Regions from separate parts of the Mus musculus genome. Here region 1 is linked to region 2. The links are chromatin loops, found by intact Hi-C in ENCODE. Cell type or tissue: left cerebral cortex. All regions are shown on one strand. Links, peaks and the distances in the headings refer to the core of each region. The heading gives the core; the rest is flanking DNA.

The links. Hi-C counts contacts between places; a loop is a spot of excess contacts. Peaks named below come from ENCODE experiments on the same cell type or tissue, not always from the same donor. Only the 100,000 strongest peaks of a DNase experiment are listed, where the experiment ranks them.
Region 1: it touches region 2 in a loop (2.6-fold over the local background); 7 of 42 quality-filtered maps call a loop at or near these places.

Annotation. Positions count from the first base shown.
Region 1 is chr4:120,516,579-120,525,600 of GRCm38, forward strand. It overlaps Scmh1 (sex comb on midleg homolog 1), which reads left to right. Exons shown (of 18, transcript NM_001379185.1): 14 at 308-499; 15 at 5,877-6,071; 16 at 8,420-8,485. Among named protein-coding and RNA genes, the nearest start is that of Slfnl1, 11 kb to the right of the region's middle. In left cerebral cortex, for the core only: a CTCF peak has its summit at 3,234 (motif pointing left); no DNase peak of the experiment used is centred there.
Region 2 is chr4:120,384,269-120,393,290 of GRCm38, forward strand. It overlaps Gm36574 (a long non-coding RNA gene), which reads right to left. Exons shown (of 9, transcript XR_868086.1): 3 at 3,414-3,772. Among named protein-coding and RNA genes, the nearest start is that of Gm36574, 8.4 kb to the right of the region's middle. RefSeq lists an enhancer at 7,335-9,022. In left cerebral cortex, for the core only: a CTCF peak has its summit at 3,380 (motif pointing right); a DNase peak (open chromatin) is centred at 3,411.

The DNA of each region.
Region 1 (9,022 bases), core at 2,228-4,727, 130 kb after region 2:
CCCAGCCAGGTGATGAAGCAGATAGCATTATGTTCATAGTTGTTTGCACAGGTTGAGTCAGACCACACCAGAGCCCTGAGGGTGCAACAGACCTGGCCTGGCACTCCCATGATTACACGCCCTTTGGAGTTAGAGGCAAAAATCAAAGCCCTTGAGCAAGGAAAAGAGCAGGAAGAAAACAAGTGGGCAAGCAGCCTGGCACTGCCTTTTGTAACCTGCCAAGCCTAAGACACACATGAGCTGAGCTTCTCCAGCCGGCACGACCCATCGTTGTACAACTTACTTCTTTGTGTACTTGACTCCACAGCCGTGTTTGACCGGGAACAGCACACTCTGAACCTCCCAGCAGTCAACAGCATCACCTATGTCCTCCGTTTCCTGGAGAAGCTCTGCCACAACCTTCGAAGTGACAATCTGTTTGGCAACCAGCCCTTTACACAGACTCACTTATCACTCACTGCCACAGAGTATAATCACAACCACGACAGGTACCTACCAGGTAGGAGCTGGGATGGGGACTGGGCTGAGCTGTGGCTGTGCAGCCAGGAGCGCCTGCGAGCCTAGCACCCACACTCCGGAGATCTGGTTTCTGCCCTTTACCCTTGCCACATCTGGGTTAATCTAGGGGGTTTTGGGTTTCTGCCACTTTAAGTCTTCAGAATTTTGCTGTCACTCTAGAATCTCTCTTTCCTCTGGACCCCTGTCTCGAGAAGTTGTCCTATGGGTTCCTTCTGTGCAGCCCAAGAAGCCCCAGCACATCTCTCAGTATGAATCAGAGGCCTCATGCAGCTCTCCTTTGCTAGCTACAAGGTTTACTCTTAGGCTAGAGATGGAGGAAGTTGTTCCTTTTGATTGGCCATCCATTCTTTTCTTTGGCATGTGGCCCTAACTTCTAGCATTGCCAGTCTAACAAGTCCATTCAAGTTCCTGCTGTTTCCAACTAGGCTGGAAAATAACTTTTTAGTTAACATACCAGAGCCACAATGAGAAAGCGGATGCCACGTGGCTAGGTCAGTGACTAAGCACTTCCCAGAGTGCTTGAAGAATGAGTGGAGCTCGGCAGCTCTGATCTGGAATACAGGACACAGAACCGAGGGAGGGAGGAAAGCTTGGTCCAAACAGAGAGAGGTAGGTTGCTGTTAAATGGGAGGAATTGTTCTTTAAAAGACACCTGTGATGGTGCCCTGAGTAGAGAGGAGGTACGTCAGCCTGGGGCTACTCTGTCTATCTCAGGTTCGTGAGTCTGAAAGGTGCCTGGGGCTTCTGCATGGGTCTCACTCCCACACTCCCTTTCCTGATGTCTTTTCATCAGACTCTTAATGAAAAGACTTCTGACGAAAGTATCACTTCTAGAGAATGTACTCAGGGAAGAGACCACACAACCAGTCTCCTCTGACCCCTCTATACTTCTGCCACAAATGAGGATTGCTTATGTGATTTGAGGTGAAAAGATACCTAAACTACTCCTTTGCCTGCATGTCAACCAAACATCTGGGCCCTGCAGCTGTCTCATGCCTCTCAGGTGGTTCTTTTCTTCAGAGGAAACTTCTTAAACTACCTGCTCTAAATTGCTTTTTTTTTTTTTTTAAACATCAGAACCTATAAGAACAGTCCTTCAGTTAGAATGTTGTATTGGATAGGCTGGAGTTGGAACAGACAAAGACAACGTGTTAAATATTCTCAGCCATTGTCATTTGGGAGCCCTGGGCTCTGTTTCCCTAATGAAAGGCCTGACTGGAAATCTGAAAGAGGAGGTGCATGAGAGGGAGCTGCACAAAGAGAAGAAACTTAGAACACTGCCCCTCATGAACTGGGAAAGTACAGCGGCTGCTGGGGGCATGCCCGCAGTGGGCCTCTAGTCATGAAGAAGAGTAGGGGTACCCTTTCTAGCTGTGACTGTGTCCCATCAACCCCATGTCAGACAGGCTGCACCAACTCTGAGCCTCTCTGCCCACCAAGCTGTTCTTCATGGGAGGTTTCAGCATGTTGTCTACTTGCATCCTGCCTTCTGTTTACTTCTTACTAGTAGTTTTAACTGTGCCCAGACAAGCCAGGCCTTTGTCTAGACTTCTGACTCCTCCTCTCTGTAGCTTGTCTTCTCTGCCTGCCTGTTCCTCTGCTCTGATACCTCATTGGCACCTATATTTTTCTGGTTATTTACCGGCCCTCTGCAGAGCCCCATTAGTATCTGTAGCTTTTTTTGTTTGTTTTTCCTTTAAACCTGTTTTGTTGCCATTCCCCCACATTTCCTGGAGCCCTTTCCCCTTCCTGCCTTGCCACCACCTTGCCCTACGACATCTGTGGACTTGGCTCAGCTGACCATGTACTTACAATGTAACAGAGAACCATCAAAAGTTCATATCCTGTTAAGTTTCCTTACCTGAACTGAGATTTACTGTTCTCACTGCTCTATTTTAGAAACTTTCAAACCTATAGAAAAATTACAACAAAAGTAAAACGCATCTTCACGAAGAGTCACTTTTAACTTTTTGTAGCATTTGCTCTGTTGCACTGTTCACACATATACTGGTATCTATATATTTAATACATATCTATGTACATGACTTTTGTTTATTTAACACACAAGAATTAACTGCAAGTGAAATTTTATCTTGATTGTTTGTTTTGGTTTTTCAAGACAGGATTTCTTTGTGTGGCCCTGGAACTAGGACTATAGACCATGCTGCCCTTGAACTCACAGAGATCTACCTGCCTCTTCTTCCCAGGTGCCACCATGGCCCAGCTAACAAGTAAAATATTTTTCTAGGGGCTGGAGAGATGGCTCAGTGGTTAAGAGCACCGACTGCTCTTCCGAAGGTCCTGAGTTCAAATCCCAGCAACCACATGGTGGCTCACAACCACCCATAATGAGATCTGACGCCCTCTTCTGGTGCATCTGAAGACAGCTACAGTGTACTTAGATACAATAATAAATAAATCTTAAAAAAAATATTTTTCTACATACCTCTTTTAAAGAGCATAGAATACAGGCACATACCTGTAATCCCAGCCCTCAGGAATTTGAGGGGAGAGGTTCACACGTTAAAGGGTAGCCTGAGGTACACAGTGAAACCCTGCGTCAGAAAGAGTGAAGAGGGAAGAAGGGAAAGTGGGAGGCAGAAAGGGTGGTGGAAGGGCAGAAAGAAGAACATTAATTTTTGTATTCAAGAAATGTAGGGGCTGGAGAGATCTACATGTTGTCTCACAACCATCTGTAATGGGATCTGATGCCCTCTTCTGGGGTGTCTGAAGACAGCTACAGTGCACTCATGTAAATAAAATAAAGAAATAAATCTTTAAAAAGAAAATAAATGTAAATAAAATACTCCTGGGCTATTATATCATCCAGATGAAAAATTTCCCAGTCATCTCAATGATGTCTATTGTAGCTGTTTTTGTTTTGCTTTGTTTTCTATAATTTAGAATCCAGTAAGAGATTTTTATTGGATCATTTGGTGCCTTTTACTCTCCTGTCTATTAATCTTCTTTTATCTAGAGCTGTTCTCTACTCTTTCTGTCTTCTCTGATTGGCATTTTGAAGAACCCAGTCCAGGCATTTTAGCTTTAGGTCATCAAACATTTATAAATCCTCACTCTTTGACAGATTCCATATTGGATTTTAGGAGACAGAGGTAATACAGACTCACTCAACTCCTGCACTCTGAAGCTAAGAGAGAAAGCATGGATCAGAGATGCTCCAGCCCAGCTGCTTATGATCAGCAAAGAGCATGAAAGGCAGTGGATGAGAGGACTCCTGAGTGAGAGCAGGCTAACAGTAGAATCCCTTCTGCAGCGTTACGTGTTCTGGGTCAAGTACCAGGCATGTGAAGGGGCTCCTTTGGATTCCCTAAAATAATGGCAACATGAGGCAGGACATTTATTTTAATTCAGCTAGTTACTATGGCTATTGACATTAGCTATGATTGGAATCTACCTTGCATTAACTTCTAGATCTGCTGCTTTGAGATTTCTGGGCTGCCATGTGCTAGGGGAAGTAGTTCCTTTGTTCCCAGTACTCAGTGACTTGAGTTGTTTCTGGCATAATCATCCATCCATCCTCAGCGCCCTTTTTCTGGGAGTCAGCTTGCTTATCTATCCAGACAGAGATGGAAGCTCTCTAGCCATCGTGGTAGTGTAAATTAGCTTTTCTGCTGTGATGTTGGACAAATGAGGCTGTGCCACTGCTCTGCTGGATATCAGCGGGCAGAAATGAGGTCCTTGCTGTGTATACACACCATCAATAAAAGGCAGCTCTTCTCTAGATCTTACTGCAAGGAGGTACCTTACAAGCATTCCTAGTGGAAGGTAGCAAGCAAGTGAGCGAGGAAAGGGGAAAGGGTGGGAAATAAATATGGAGAAAAGTCATGGGTAACAAATACTCCCAGAGGAACCTGGGAAGACAGGCAAGACTCAGAGTACAGAGAGTAGAACATGGGGGACAATTTGTAAGAAGACAGATTTCAGCTTTAAAAAAAAAAAAAAAAGAGGGCATTTTAGCCATTAGAACTCTCAACAGTGACATATTTGCCAAAAATCTTCTACGAGAACAGTCAGTCATTGAGGGTGGGTAGATGAGCAGTTTTTTTCAAGTAGAGGTCAGAGAACCACTGAATCTAGAGAATATTATATTCCGCATGGCTTATTCAGCCTGCTTTCTAATAGAACCCACGACCACCAGCCCAGGAGCGGCACGGTGCACAGTGGGCTGGGCCCTCCCCCATCAAAATGATCTTATGGAGGCATTCTCAACCGAAAGTCTCTCCTATCCTATAACTCGAGGTTGTATCAAGTTGCATAAGACTAGTCAGTATACCATCCTAAGCTTTAGGTTAGATCCACAACCTGGTGACTGGGTCCTGCTGTCTGATATTGTCCATAGAGGTGCATAATTGTCATGGGATTCCCTTCTCAAAGGCTTTCAGATGTTCACAAACCCCTTGGAAGGCTTCCTGTGTGTGGATAAACGTCTCAGGGTTTCCCACAGTGTAGTAAGAAGCAGTCTGCTAAGTGTCAGAGTCAAGTTCTTACCCTGATCTGAGTCCCTGTGCCTGAGCTCCCCTGGCTTCTTGGAATGTTTCTGTGGAACAAGGTCAGTACAGATAAAGGACTAGGGGCATCGAAGGAACAGGTTCTCTGCAGACAGGCTTCTAATCAGCTGTCATGGAGTATTTCTGAGATGTCCTGCTGATCAGCATCTGCTTCTAAAGAACCCTCCTGTCGGGATTTACTGGCTCAGTAATTAAAAGCACGTGCTCTGAAATAGTGAGGATTTGAGTTTGAATCCCTACTGCCCACGTTAAAAAGTAATTGTGGCTATATGTGCTAGTAACTCCAACATTGGGGGTCAAGGACAAGCAGATCTTGGGATCTCACTAGCCAGCTAGCCTAGTTCAAAAAACAGTGAACTTCAGGCTCAGTGACAAATCCTGTCTCAAGAGAATGAAGCAGAAAATGCTAGAGGAAGACACTCAGGATCCTCTGGCCTCGACGTGTGTGTGCATGGGCACACACATCCAGAAGCCTCCTCTGAGCATTTGCATCCTTCCCACAGCCCTTATCCTCATTGTAGCATCTTAGGACTAAAGAATTATCTTCCGCCTAAAGTAACTCTATTCCTTTTCAGTTGTCCTTATCCAGAAAAGGAAGAACTACTACTATCTCAGGCCAAAAGGAACAGTCTAGAAAGAGAGTCCAGGGAGGAATCCAAGTCCTGAGCTCCTGAGCCAGAAACAGGAGTGATACACAGGTGTCCTGAGTCCTTGTAGGGCTTTATGTCTTGCTGCCTCTTGTTCCACTCAGGAAGGTACCTGGAGCCAGCATTCTGCCAGTCCCTCCAAGCTAGTCCCTACTTTAACTCTGGTTTTATTATTTTCCAGGTGAAACCTTTGTCCTGGGGAATAGCCTGGCCCGGTCCTTGGAGACACACTCAGACCTGATGGATTCTGCCTTGAAGCCTGCCAACCTTGTCAGCACATCCCAAAACCTTCGGACTCCTGGCTATCGGCCCTTGCTTCCCTCCTGTGGCCTCCCATTAAGCACTGTCTCTGCTGTGCGTAGGCTCTGCTCTAAGGGTAAGCTGATTAGGGCTCTGTGGGCCTCATGACTTTGCCCTTCCTTCCCTTGTTCCTGGGATCAGAGAGTACTAAGGGGAACTAGTTTTGCTGCCCTACTGGGTGTTAGGACTGGGGCTATACTCACCTTTGTGCCTTGCCCAGCCATCTGCGATGTTATTGGTATTCTGGGCTTGGTTTAAAAACAAACAAACAAACAAACAAAAAAAAACCCCATAAATTGGGAGCCAAAGACTTAGAACAAAAAGGGACAGAATGGAGCTAAAGGCAGAGCATAGAATCAGCCGCATGAGGACTGTATGGCTTTGGCATTGCTGAAACAGTGTCAGAGTTAGGGCTTATAGTATGGAAAACTTCCAAACTGATGAGTTTAGAGTTGATCATGCTGGCAGAGCTAGGCTACCAGTGGTAATCAGAGGCAAGACACAAACAGAACTCTATCTGAATAACGGAGTGCTGGCTTGAACCTGGACTTGAGGGACAAGACTAGAGAGAATGGGCCAGAACCGAAGTGAAAACAGCCTGAAAATTAGGATAGTGTTAGAAACTTCTCACTAGATTAATTTAGAAAAGCTTGAAGACAGTGAGGAAGGAGGAAGTGGGGACTGTCTCCTAGGTTTACAGTGAGGAAGGAGGAAGTGGGACTGTCTCCTAGGTTTAGAGATCTAGATACAGTTTGCTGAATGGTGCCATTCACTACAGAAGACCTAGAGATGGAAGGGAGGGAGGGGCATGAGTCATCTTGGAGTAGACAGCAGACAGCGGCTGGTGCAGGTCAGATTCATAGGAAGAGTGCAGTGCTTAAGGGTTTGGGACCATTCATCAATTACTGTTGAAACTTTACAAGTAATGAGTTCCCAGGAGGAAAGGTGGGATGAGAAGAGCAGCTTACCAAAGATGGGTGCCTAGTAGGCCAAGTGGGAAAAGTGGGAGCAGAAACAGGGGATTGCACAGCAGGAAAGGCCCCCAGTGTGAGGAGAAGGGGGCATTGGTTGGATGGTGGCTGGACACTCCAAGAATGTTTAGCAGCAGACCTGAGGAATACCTACACAACTCAGTAATTGGTAGGTAGTTGGTAATCTTATCAAGAGACATGGTGAGGGTATTGCGATGAATTGAGAAAATATCAAGGGAGAATTGATCAAAATAAAGACAGGTGAGAGAACCTGTGAGTCCAAAGAAATTCTTATTGAGTACAGCACTTGGGCATGATTGCCAATAGATAACTTGAACTTGTGAGAGGTTAAGGCAGAGAAGAAAGGAATGGTGGGAAGTAGTGGGAGTCCAGAGCACAGGCTATGGATTGGAAGATACACTTTCTTTGGCACAGGAAGAAGACTGCCAGCACTGAACATCGAAAGGACTGAACAGGGAGGGAAGGCTTTAGGAGTGGGGAGAGAGTAGACCAGTCATATAGACAATGAAAGACAGTGGGTAAAGAAAAGAATGTTTGCCAGAAATCTCAGGGGCCAGCTGTGGGTAGAGACTAATTTGTAAAAGCTATGGATTTCTTTTGTTTCTTAGAGTCTCTTATAGGAGGTGAGGCAAGACAGTTTGGAAATCAAGGTTGTATGGTGTGCTAGTAAGGCAAGAACCAGGAAGGAGGACAGTGCATAAAGAATTCAGTGGAACCAGAAGGAACTTAGTGGGGATCATTGGCAGCTAAGCATTGTAATATAACAGCTCTGAGAGAGAGCTAGAAAGATGACCAGTTGGTATCAGAGAAGAGCATGGTTAAAATTCTGAAGCGTTTGTTCCAAATGCTGATAAACACCAGACAGATACCTTAGCAGTAGATATCTGAAGTAGAAGAGAGGTGAAAGTCACTGGAGGTATGAGAGTTGAATGGATTGCCCCACGGGGTGGCCCAAAATAGTGAGCTATGCACCAAAACCTCTTTAATATGGGAATGTAACACAGAGCTTTATTGATAAATAAGTGTTCAAAAAGAACAGATGGTTGGATATGAGCTTAGCCTCTGAAGCACATGACTTTCATAGGAAGGTGATCAAGAAATACCAACAGGAAGCCAGAAGGATGTACTATCCTCAAACCCTAGCCTCCCTCAGCACAGAGTGTGTAAAGTGTAGAAAAATAAAAAAAAGATTGCAGTAACAAGAAGTAAAAGGTGACTTTATAAGAGAGATTTCATGAGGCTGAGACAGACATGCTCCCTGTGTTTACCCTAGCAGGGGGTAAAATGAAGTAGAAAGAGCTGTCACACAGAGATGTAGCTGAGACATGGCTACCTCAGTTTCCTTGCCTTGAGATATGGATAAGTTGTCTCTATGTGCAAAGTGCTCCCCATGAAGAATGGAAAGTCTCATGTCAACCTGGTCTTTCCACAGGAGTGTTAAAAGGAAAAAAGGAAAGAAGGGATGTGGAGTCATTTTGGAAACTAAATCATTCCCCAGGTACGTGGGGAGTCCCTGTGATTGTCATCTCCACCACGGCAGGGTCTGGGTCCAGCAGGAATGCCTTGGGATAGGCTCTCTCCCCTCCTTAGCGCACATGGCTCTGTGGGTCAGCTCTCCCCTCTTTACACATGCCACGGGCCAGGTCATACTCAACTCTTGTACATGAAGAACCTCTAAGGCTGGATTCTATCTGATGAGCTCTAGATTGCTTATCTCAAAAAAGAATTCAAGTCTTATTTCGTTAATTCAGAAGATCAGACATAAGTATTCTACCCTGCTCCCTTATAGATCCTCTCTACCTGACCCTGTCATCCTCAGACTAATACAGTTTGTCTGTCTTTCCTGAGTGTGGAGGTGAGGGCCCTGAGGTCAGCTCTCTACAGAAAAGGGAGCAGGCAAGTCAAGGATAAGGCACTAACTCGTCCCCTCCTTAGCTGGGTAGTCTTAAGCTAGTCACTTCACCTCTCTAGGCCTCAGTCCCCTCCTTCAGGGGCTGTTTTAGAAGTCACAGAAGCTGAGAACAGTAGGTCTTCT
Region 2 (9,022 bases), core at 2,250-4,749:
CCTGTTCTCAGGCACACTGGGGAGTCACTAGAAAGCCTGCAGCTCAAGACCATCACCCTCTCAAACTCCACAGAACTGTGCTGATGAACATGGCTGCGAGTCAGAGCCTGGACAGGGTGTGCCAGACCAGTCAACAGCAACAGCACTTCCGGACCAAGAAGGAAGACTTAGGGTGTTCCTGGACTTTCTATTGACATGTCCCCTGACACTGGTTTGTTTGTTTGTTTGTTTGTTTGTTTGTTTGTTTTTAGACAGGGTTTTACTATGTAACTGGCCTGGCCTTAGACTCAACAGAGATCCACCTGCCTCTGGAGAGCTAGGACTAAACGTGTGCACCACCACGGACCTGGCCAGACTCTGTCATTTGTGCAACAGCATGAATTGGAAAAGCCACTCCTCCATAAAACAGAGACAAAGGTCTTCCCAGAGTCACCATGGGGCTGAGATGTGGTGAAGTGTGCGATTGTGCCTAAGACCTCAGCTGATGCCGTGGGAATATGGAGGAAAAGGTGGCCATGCCAAGGGTTTGCTGGCCCAGCACTCATGGCCAGGCTGCGGGATCCTCCTAGGGAATATTCAGGAGTTCACAGAACACCAAGACAGATAAAATTGTTATTATTACAATACATAGAGACAAACGATATCATCTTGTAACTGCCTGAGCACTGACAGGGACCAGAACACTGGTCAAGATTATTAAAACGATCAAACATCTCCTCCCCTGAGCAAAAGGGGTGTCTCCAGGGCTCTACCAATTACAGCTTCAGCCCTGCTCCAGTCTTCCCTCTCTTAGATAAAAATTAAAAAGACCACTAACTATAGAGTTACCTCCACCCTCTGCCAGCACACGCTCCCATGGTGTGCCCTGGCCTTTGTACAGTGTGGGATCACGCAGCTTTGACTACAGGATGTGTTTCTGGGAAGCCTTGGTGTGAAATGTTAGAAAAGATTTAAATGGTAGATGCTCATCCCTGTGCCATATAATAATGGAGGAACAGATAGAAACTTGCACATATACACTTTTTTTTGGTCACAAGATCTTTTCTTTAGATTATACAGAGTGGGTAAATTACTAACCTGGGGATTAGAGACATGGAGCCCCTGGTCTAACCAGTCTCTAGCAAAATCTGGGCAATCACTTCCATGGGCAGGAAAAGAAAGCAGGACAAGGAGAGGTGAATATTTGTAGGAACCTATCTGCCTGCCAGTCTGTATCATTGATTCCTCCGTGACTACCCTGGAGGTAGAGTACTATATCTGTCTCCCAGCTAGGAGACAAGGAAGTAAGTCCACAGAGTTAAGTGTGGAGGACATGCCAAGCAGGACTGTGCCCTCATTCCCTGCCTGCTCTATCCAGGCTGTGAGCACCTCCACACCCAGAAAGAAGGGATGAGAGAGCTGGCCCACCCTTTCCAGGCAACCCAACTGCCTCAATGCAGCCTCCCCCGGCCCTATACATAACCCACAGGCTAACAGGTAACACTGTTCTGAGGACAGCACCCTTGTCCTTCATGAATTCTCACTCTGTAAAGAAACTGGGTCCAGAGGAAGTGAGGCCCTGCTTCTGTCTGGGTTTCCACCAATGGGAGGGGAGCCAGTTGCTTCTACTTTGTCCAGTGTTAAGGGAAGGCCTAGCGATAGCTACATCAGCCTTGGTGTATGACTCTCCACTGTAGATGTCAGCAAATGCTACAGACAGGATTCCTTTGTCCTTTTTTACTTTGGGTTGTTAAAAAAGGCTCAATTTTCAAACATTTGCCAGCACACCATTGGCTTCTTCTCTCCACAGGAGAAGGGATAATAAGTATGAGTGGGGTTGCTTGGGAAGAACTCCTGTCAGAGAACAGGCAAACTGTGAATTTTCCATTAATATTCATGTGGTCTGTGACTGTAGGTATCAGAACCACCAGAGGATCCTAGTGACAATGTTTGCTGGGCTGTTCTGAGCCAGGAGCTTATAGAGGGGGACCCTGGGATCTGCATTTTCTACCAGGTCTCCTAAGATGATACTTTGGTGTCTGAGTTTGGTTGTCACAACATTTTTTATCCACTCTGTCATATCAAGGGACACCTCAGCTACACACAGAAAAGGTTAGACCATCAAAGAAGATAAAATTCTGTCTCTATTTCCAGAATGCCTGCCGTATGCTAGCTGAAGGTAGGGGAAGCTAGAGTCTCCATCTTGGTTCTATTCCTCTGAGGTGATGTTAGAAACCCAGTGATGCACAGACGTTGGAATCAGACAGACTCCTGCCCACATCACCTTTAGAACTTTAGGGGTGAGTTTGCCTGCTAGATCTTCTGAAAGGATCTATTATAATACATGGAAATGCATGGGAGACTCTTAGTTGGTTAAGCCGTTTGAAGGTAGAAGAACTAAGTTAGAGCCTGGATCTAATTAATTTGATGTGTGTAATAAAAGATAAGTCCCCTAACCTCTCCAGGACTCTGTTTCTCCCTCTATAAAACCAGCCTCAGAGGTTTGAGAAAACCAAGCAGAATGCAGTGAAAGCTAACTGCTTACATAGCACTGGGTAGATGTCCTTTCCTCAGCTAGCTCATTCTTGCTAGTGGCTCTTCTCAGCGTTCTGAGGACTGTCTCTGGCTGTGCTGAAAATTACTAAGTATTTCTTGTTGAGCAGGGATTTTAAATGTGAATACTGAATATAAACCCTAAGTGTCAGGGTTCTCCAGAGAAGAGAACCAATAGGGAAGATGGGCAGAAGAATAACAGGACAGACAGACAGACAGACAGACAGACAGACTAGTAAGGTCTTGGATGCTGAAGAGCTCCACACTCCACTGTGTAATATCTGGAGACACAGGACTCCTACTTGTGTAGCTCATTTCAGTCCAGATCTTAAAGTCTGAGGAACAAGAGCACCAAAGGCAGGAGAGTGTCAGTGTCCCAGCTCCGAGTAATCTCCCTCTGCCTCTCTGTTCTCTTCTGACCCTCAACAGCATGCACGCTGCCCAGACACACTGGGGAGGGGCAGGGCAGAGGGTGGGGGTGGCTCTGCTTTAGTCAATCCTAATACTGGTCTCCTCTGGAAACACCATTATAGGCATACCCAGGAATAAAACTCAATCAGGTATGTAAGCATCCTATAGGCCATCAAGTTAACACCTATCATAAGAAGGTACAAGCCACACAAAGGAAAATAAAAACAAAAAACAAGCCGGGCAGTGATGGCGCTCTTAATCCCAGCACTTGAGAGGCAGGTGGATTTCTGAGTTCGAGGCCAGCCTGGTCTACAGAGTGAGTTCCAGGACAGCCAGGGTGACACAGAGAAACCCTGTCTCGAAAAACAAAAAAAACAAGCAAACAAAAAAACCTAAAAGCACACACACAGATACACACAGCTACTAATTGGAGATTGCCACAGGGAGGCAGCATGGAGTTATAAACAAACCATTAGGCTGCTGGTCAGGAATCGAATGCACTTCTACAGCAAACTACCACAAGCTCAGAGACTTAATCCACATGCCGGTGACCTGGGTTCTGTGGGTCAGGAACAGATGGAGGCATTTTCCAGGGCTGGGGTCTCCTCTGTGCTTGGCTAGGGAGAGATCTGCTTCCATAGGGCTTGTGGTTTGGGCAGAATTCAGTTCCTCCAGTGGCAGGATGGACAGGTCAGGCTTCTTGTTGGCTGACAGGCAGGCCACCTTCAGTTCTGTTCCTTGACTAGGAGGTCTCCCATCACAGGCAGCCCAGCACATGGTAGCTGACTTCTTCAAAGCCAACAACGGCACTAAGACAGGCGTTAAGACTCTGCAAGACAGGTACCATGCTTTCATGGGAAAGGACTTTGTTACCCACTCCATCCTTCCATGTATGCTGAGTCTACCAGTTAGAAGTAAGTCTTCCCTCCCCCCTCCACACTGTCAGGGAAGGAGTGATGTAAACCTCAATTGCATAACAAAGAAGTGAGATGATAGGTGATTGACTTAACAACCTGCTCACTGCAGAAGTGGAGGTAAACCTTCTGGGGGATTTCACTGACAAAACTACTGAGCATATTTGAGGCAGAGTAAATTGTGTGTGTGTGTGTGTGTGTGTGTGTGTGTGTGTGTGTGTGTGTGTGTGACATATACATGTCCATGCCCATGTATATGTACATATATACGCTAGTTTGCCTTACTTAAGAGAAAGCCTAAAGAGAGGCAGCAGCCAATGGGATTAAATAGCACTGTAAGACTAGAATCCAGAATTTCAATTTCCACCACATTCCTACTGCTGCTAAGTCTGCTCAGTGTCAGGACTTTGGAGACGAAGATATAAACTTAGCTGACACTTAGAAGCTTAGTTCATGGGGACACTGGAATGTCTTTGGATATCTACAAAATCAATCTTAATCCTTAGACATTCAAGACTCTTGGGCTCCCTGGCCTGACTAAGAATCCTTCTCTCTTCTCTTGCTATTGTCCCCTCATAGTTGATGTGCCACCAAAGAGGACCATTGATGCTTCCAGGGGACACTCCCCTCCCTTTGCATGTTCTTCCCCAAGAATGTCCTTTTCTTTTCTCTCCTTGGAAAATAAACAAAACTGATTGTCCTTTGGGTCTCAGCTGGAATGTCACCTTCCCCTGAATTTTCCCTTAATTCTCTTAAAAACAACAACTGAACCTCTAATTCTTGTAGGCAGTATGAATCCCTCCCTCCATTCTGCTCTCAGAGTCTTGTACAGTCCCTATCATAGCTCTTTTCAAATGTGTGACACTTGTTTTTGACTCCTACTTCTCCTATGACATGAGGACCTTAAAGTGAGATTGTTAGAAAGATGTGAAATTAATTTGGCTTAAATAAGTCTATGGTGCCAGCTGGCCCTGTCAAAAGAGTACCACAGCCTCCCACTGAGCAGAGTCTCCCACAAGGCTAATGAGAGCATTTGGTTCAAAGCAGATGTTTCTAGCTCACTGCAAGTCAAGGAAAGGCTAGTTTGATCCCCATCCAATTACCCTCTGTTGTAGCTCTCTGAAAGCTTTGCTCCATTCAGGAAATCTTTGTCGACTGAATGAACAGAATGGGGTTGTCATTCAACAATGGTAATTGATATCTACCAAAGGCCGGCCCCATACTAAGAGTTCAGGTTACAGAGAAGTCAAGAAAACAAGAAAAGGGCATGAATAATCCCAAACACATTTCGTAACCCAAAACAACCTAATTCAAAGCCAGACTCAGATACTTACTGGCCATTTGACCTTGACCAAGCCACTTAACTTGACCTTTCTTAGTTAAGATAGGAAATAACAACAGCTTCACATGGATGACTTAAAGTACACACACCCAGCATTCTGCAGAAGGTCACCAAACTTTAGTGGCCTTTTCCTTTTGAGGAGAATTGAAATCACAGGCAGTCACTAACCATCATGTGCTATGATCAATGCTGTAACACTCGAAAGTGCAAGGAAAGCAAATGGAGGTGTTTGTTCTCCCAGAGATGGGGAGGGACAGCTTCCGTCAGAGGAGCTGGCAGGAATATTCCGGAGCGGGAAGGGAAGCGTAGCACAAAAGCAACATTGTCCTATACCTAGTCTCTGTCTTTGTCTGCTTCCAAATGAGGCAGCTTCTGTGCCCTGAAGTTAGCTCAGGGATAAAAACAATCTCTCTCTTCTGTGACAGATGACTGACATTTTTATTTTCGTGCCATACTGGAGAAAGTGCTTTCTCTCTCAACCAGAAATACGAAATAATCCTATTTGCAGCTGAGTTAACACTGAGAATTGAAATACATTGAATTCCCAAATTTTGATTCTAAGAAGAATGTCAAGCAAGTCTTGCCCCCAGTGTGCGTGACACATCTAGAAAAGTGTGTTAGATAGAAATTAACGCTGTGAGACTGAGGCACACGAATAACCTAGGAATCATACAGTTGCTGCAGGAATACTTGGAATTTTTTGATGTTTATATAGCCAGAGTTTCATGATCTTAGTAACTTAGATTCCCAGAATCCAAGATGATTAGAACTAAAAGGACTCTCAAAGCTAGATTCTGATGGGGAAATCAAGGCCAAGACATGGCCATGACCCATTCAGGCCCACAGAGCAAAATCCTTAACTTAACTTCCACCTCTGAGGTGCAGCCCTCTAAGCCCGACCCCGCATTCTCGCTTCTGTATGATCGTTACTTCCAAGAGACTGGTAAGTTTACAGTAGGTCTTTCTGGGTTCTACACTGCAGTCATGAATGCTCACTCAAGTAAGACAAGTTCCCTTTGGTCCAAGATCAACACTAAAATCTCCCAGACTCTTGGCAATTTCCCCAGTACTAGGACCCTGAAGGTGGCAGAAATGGACTCTAAGAGCAAGAAATGAATTTCAGAGATTTAGCTCGTTCATCTCCCTTTCTACAAAATAAGCACCTTTCTTGAATGTATTCACAAGTGCATTCAGCCCTTCCAAGGGAATGCCTGCCATTGTTTGACTACCATTCAATGAGCAGAACTCTGTCTGATCTGTCTTTTAGGAGGAAGGGGAAGGGTGACGATGCTCACTTACTGAGCACACACTTTAAATCACCTGAATGAGGAACTCCCTAGGGAAAGACTGGCCTGTGAGTATGTCTGGCAGGAATGGAAAGGTTGGCCTGTGAGTATGTCCGGCAGGAATTACATGGACTGCCTTAATCACCATGGGAAGACCTAGCCTGAAGTAGACAACAGCATTCTCTAGTTCCGAGCCTTGGACCACATAAGAGCAGAGAAAGCTCACTAAAAACTGTACAGACTCACATTGACTTCTCTCCACTCTTGCCTGTGTGCTAGCTGCTTCAAGTTCCTGCCTTGACTGGCCCCAGTAATGGAGTGTGGCCTGGAACTGTGAGCTAAAATAAGTCCTTTCTCCATTAAGTTGCTTTTTGTCAAGGTCTTTTTTTTTTTTTTTTTGGTTTTTCGAGACAGGGTTTCTCTGTATAGCCCTGGCTGTCCTGGAGCTCACTTTGTAGACCAGGCTGGCCTCGAACTCAGAAATCCACCTGCCTCTGCCTCCCGAGTGCTGGGATTAAAGGCGTGCGCCACCACGCCCGGCTTTGTCAAGGTCTTTCATCACAGTAACAAAACCAAAACTAGGGCAGCTCACATCATTTTTGTTGAGTGCTTTACAAAGTAGGTGTCTTACAGGCTGGATACCTCTTATCTAAAATACTTGGGAACAGAAGTCTCAGACTTCGGAGTTTCTTCTATTTTGGAATATTAGCATGGACTTTCCTGCTTGGGCATCCTTAATCCAAAACTCCAGAATGTGAAACTTTTAATACGTCATGTTGATGTTCAGAAGCCTGTTTCATCTTTCTCAGCTTGGGTGTGTTCTCCCCATATCTCAATTTATAAGTTTAAGACCCAAAAGGTTTTGAGAGTTTAAAGAACCGGCTCAAGTTCAACTGTGACAGGCACAAGGTTCACTGTGTATGTTCTCCGTCTTTCCTGTCTCTGGTATGCAGCTTTTTTGTACAGCCCTGGCAGCCGTCTGGGCTACAGCTTCACTTTTAAAAATCAAATATCCTGCTGAACACCTCTGATGGCTCTTGAATGCCCACTTGAGGTAAACAGTCCAAACTGTTTAGTTGAACAACCAAGACCTTTGACAATCTGGGCTCTAAGAAGACTTGACGTGCCCACTTTGCTCCACTCTTCCAGTGCCCCGAGGTTTCCCAAAAGGATGCTTTTGTGTCTTTGTGTGCATTGTGCTTGCTGCCGTCATGCCCTGCCCCTCTCTTTCTGCCTAAAGAAATCATGATTTTCCTGTAAGGCTCCTTCAAATGTTACTTCCCCAGTGAAGCTTGCTCATTCTCTTCTAGCAAAATACTCTTTTCTCTACTTTCTCTAGTATGTTCTATGGCTTTCTGAAGAGCCTCTTTGGCCTTGTCTTGGTCCTTGAGGTCTACAAGCCTCAAGGACAGGTATTGTATTTTATTTTTCTTTGAATCCTCAGTTCCCAGTGCCCAATAGCATCAACATTTATAGAAGTAAAAGCAAACAGGATTAATCCTTCCTCATGTTAGTTTTCGGCTTTTTGAAGACTTAAGGCCTTGCCATACTTCACTCTTAATTATGCTGGATAAATAGTCTCAAATAGTTCATCTATTTCTTAGAAAGTCTCATGTCCAGGTTTCTCAGCTGGTTACTTGCTTCCAGGTGTCAACTGGTTACTATTCTTCTTTCTATATATGACACCAAGATTAACACTTGATGGCCCAGACATAGCACAGCCAGGAGAGTGTGAGGACTCTGATTTGTGACCTGGACGGAGTACTCCCTGTACCATGGCCCTTTGGGATTCTGCTCCTGTTCTATTTTCTCTCACTCCTCAGTAAGCTGGTAAGGTAGGTGTTCTTTCTCCTGTTTTAAAGCTGAAGATCCAAGCCATCTGGTTAACATCACAAGCCCAGAGCACAGTGAGCCCTCGGTCAACCGATAACTGTAGATCATCTTAACATCAACTGCTGTCGAGGTATTATTTTTTTTTTCCAGTTACCAGCTAGCAGCAGTCTTCAGGGCAACCAAGGACAAAAGGGATCCGTGTCTTTAGAAGGGTACAAAACCAAAGCACAGAGAAAAGGCACGTTGGATTAATGACCAGCTGCCCAGCAATAACAGCCTTGATCTAAGAGCTTAGGCAGCGCCTGGAGTTTCTCAACCACATGGCTTCCTGGAACTATTTTTATTTGGTATTTTATAAGAGGAGAGAGACAGAAGTGTTTTAGATAAAGAGTGAGGCCCAGGGCTCAGCCTGTCTCTACAAAGCACTCATGTTATCAGAGTCTACATATCAAATGGGTTGGTGTTACTCAGAGACAATAAGGAAACTGCTTCTCTGGCCTGTGGCTTGGGAGGGAAAGGATCCTGCTGTGTACCTCCATTCCATAAACATCTACTAAGCAACAGTACTATTCCAGGTGTGAGGTGCTGGGGACAGAGTCTCTCTGAGCATAGCAGAAGACAGAAACAACAGACAACACATTTTAGTTAAGCAATGGAAGTATGTGTCCAGGCTACCAGGGCAGCAAGGGGAGAGCCATTTACCC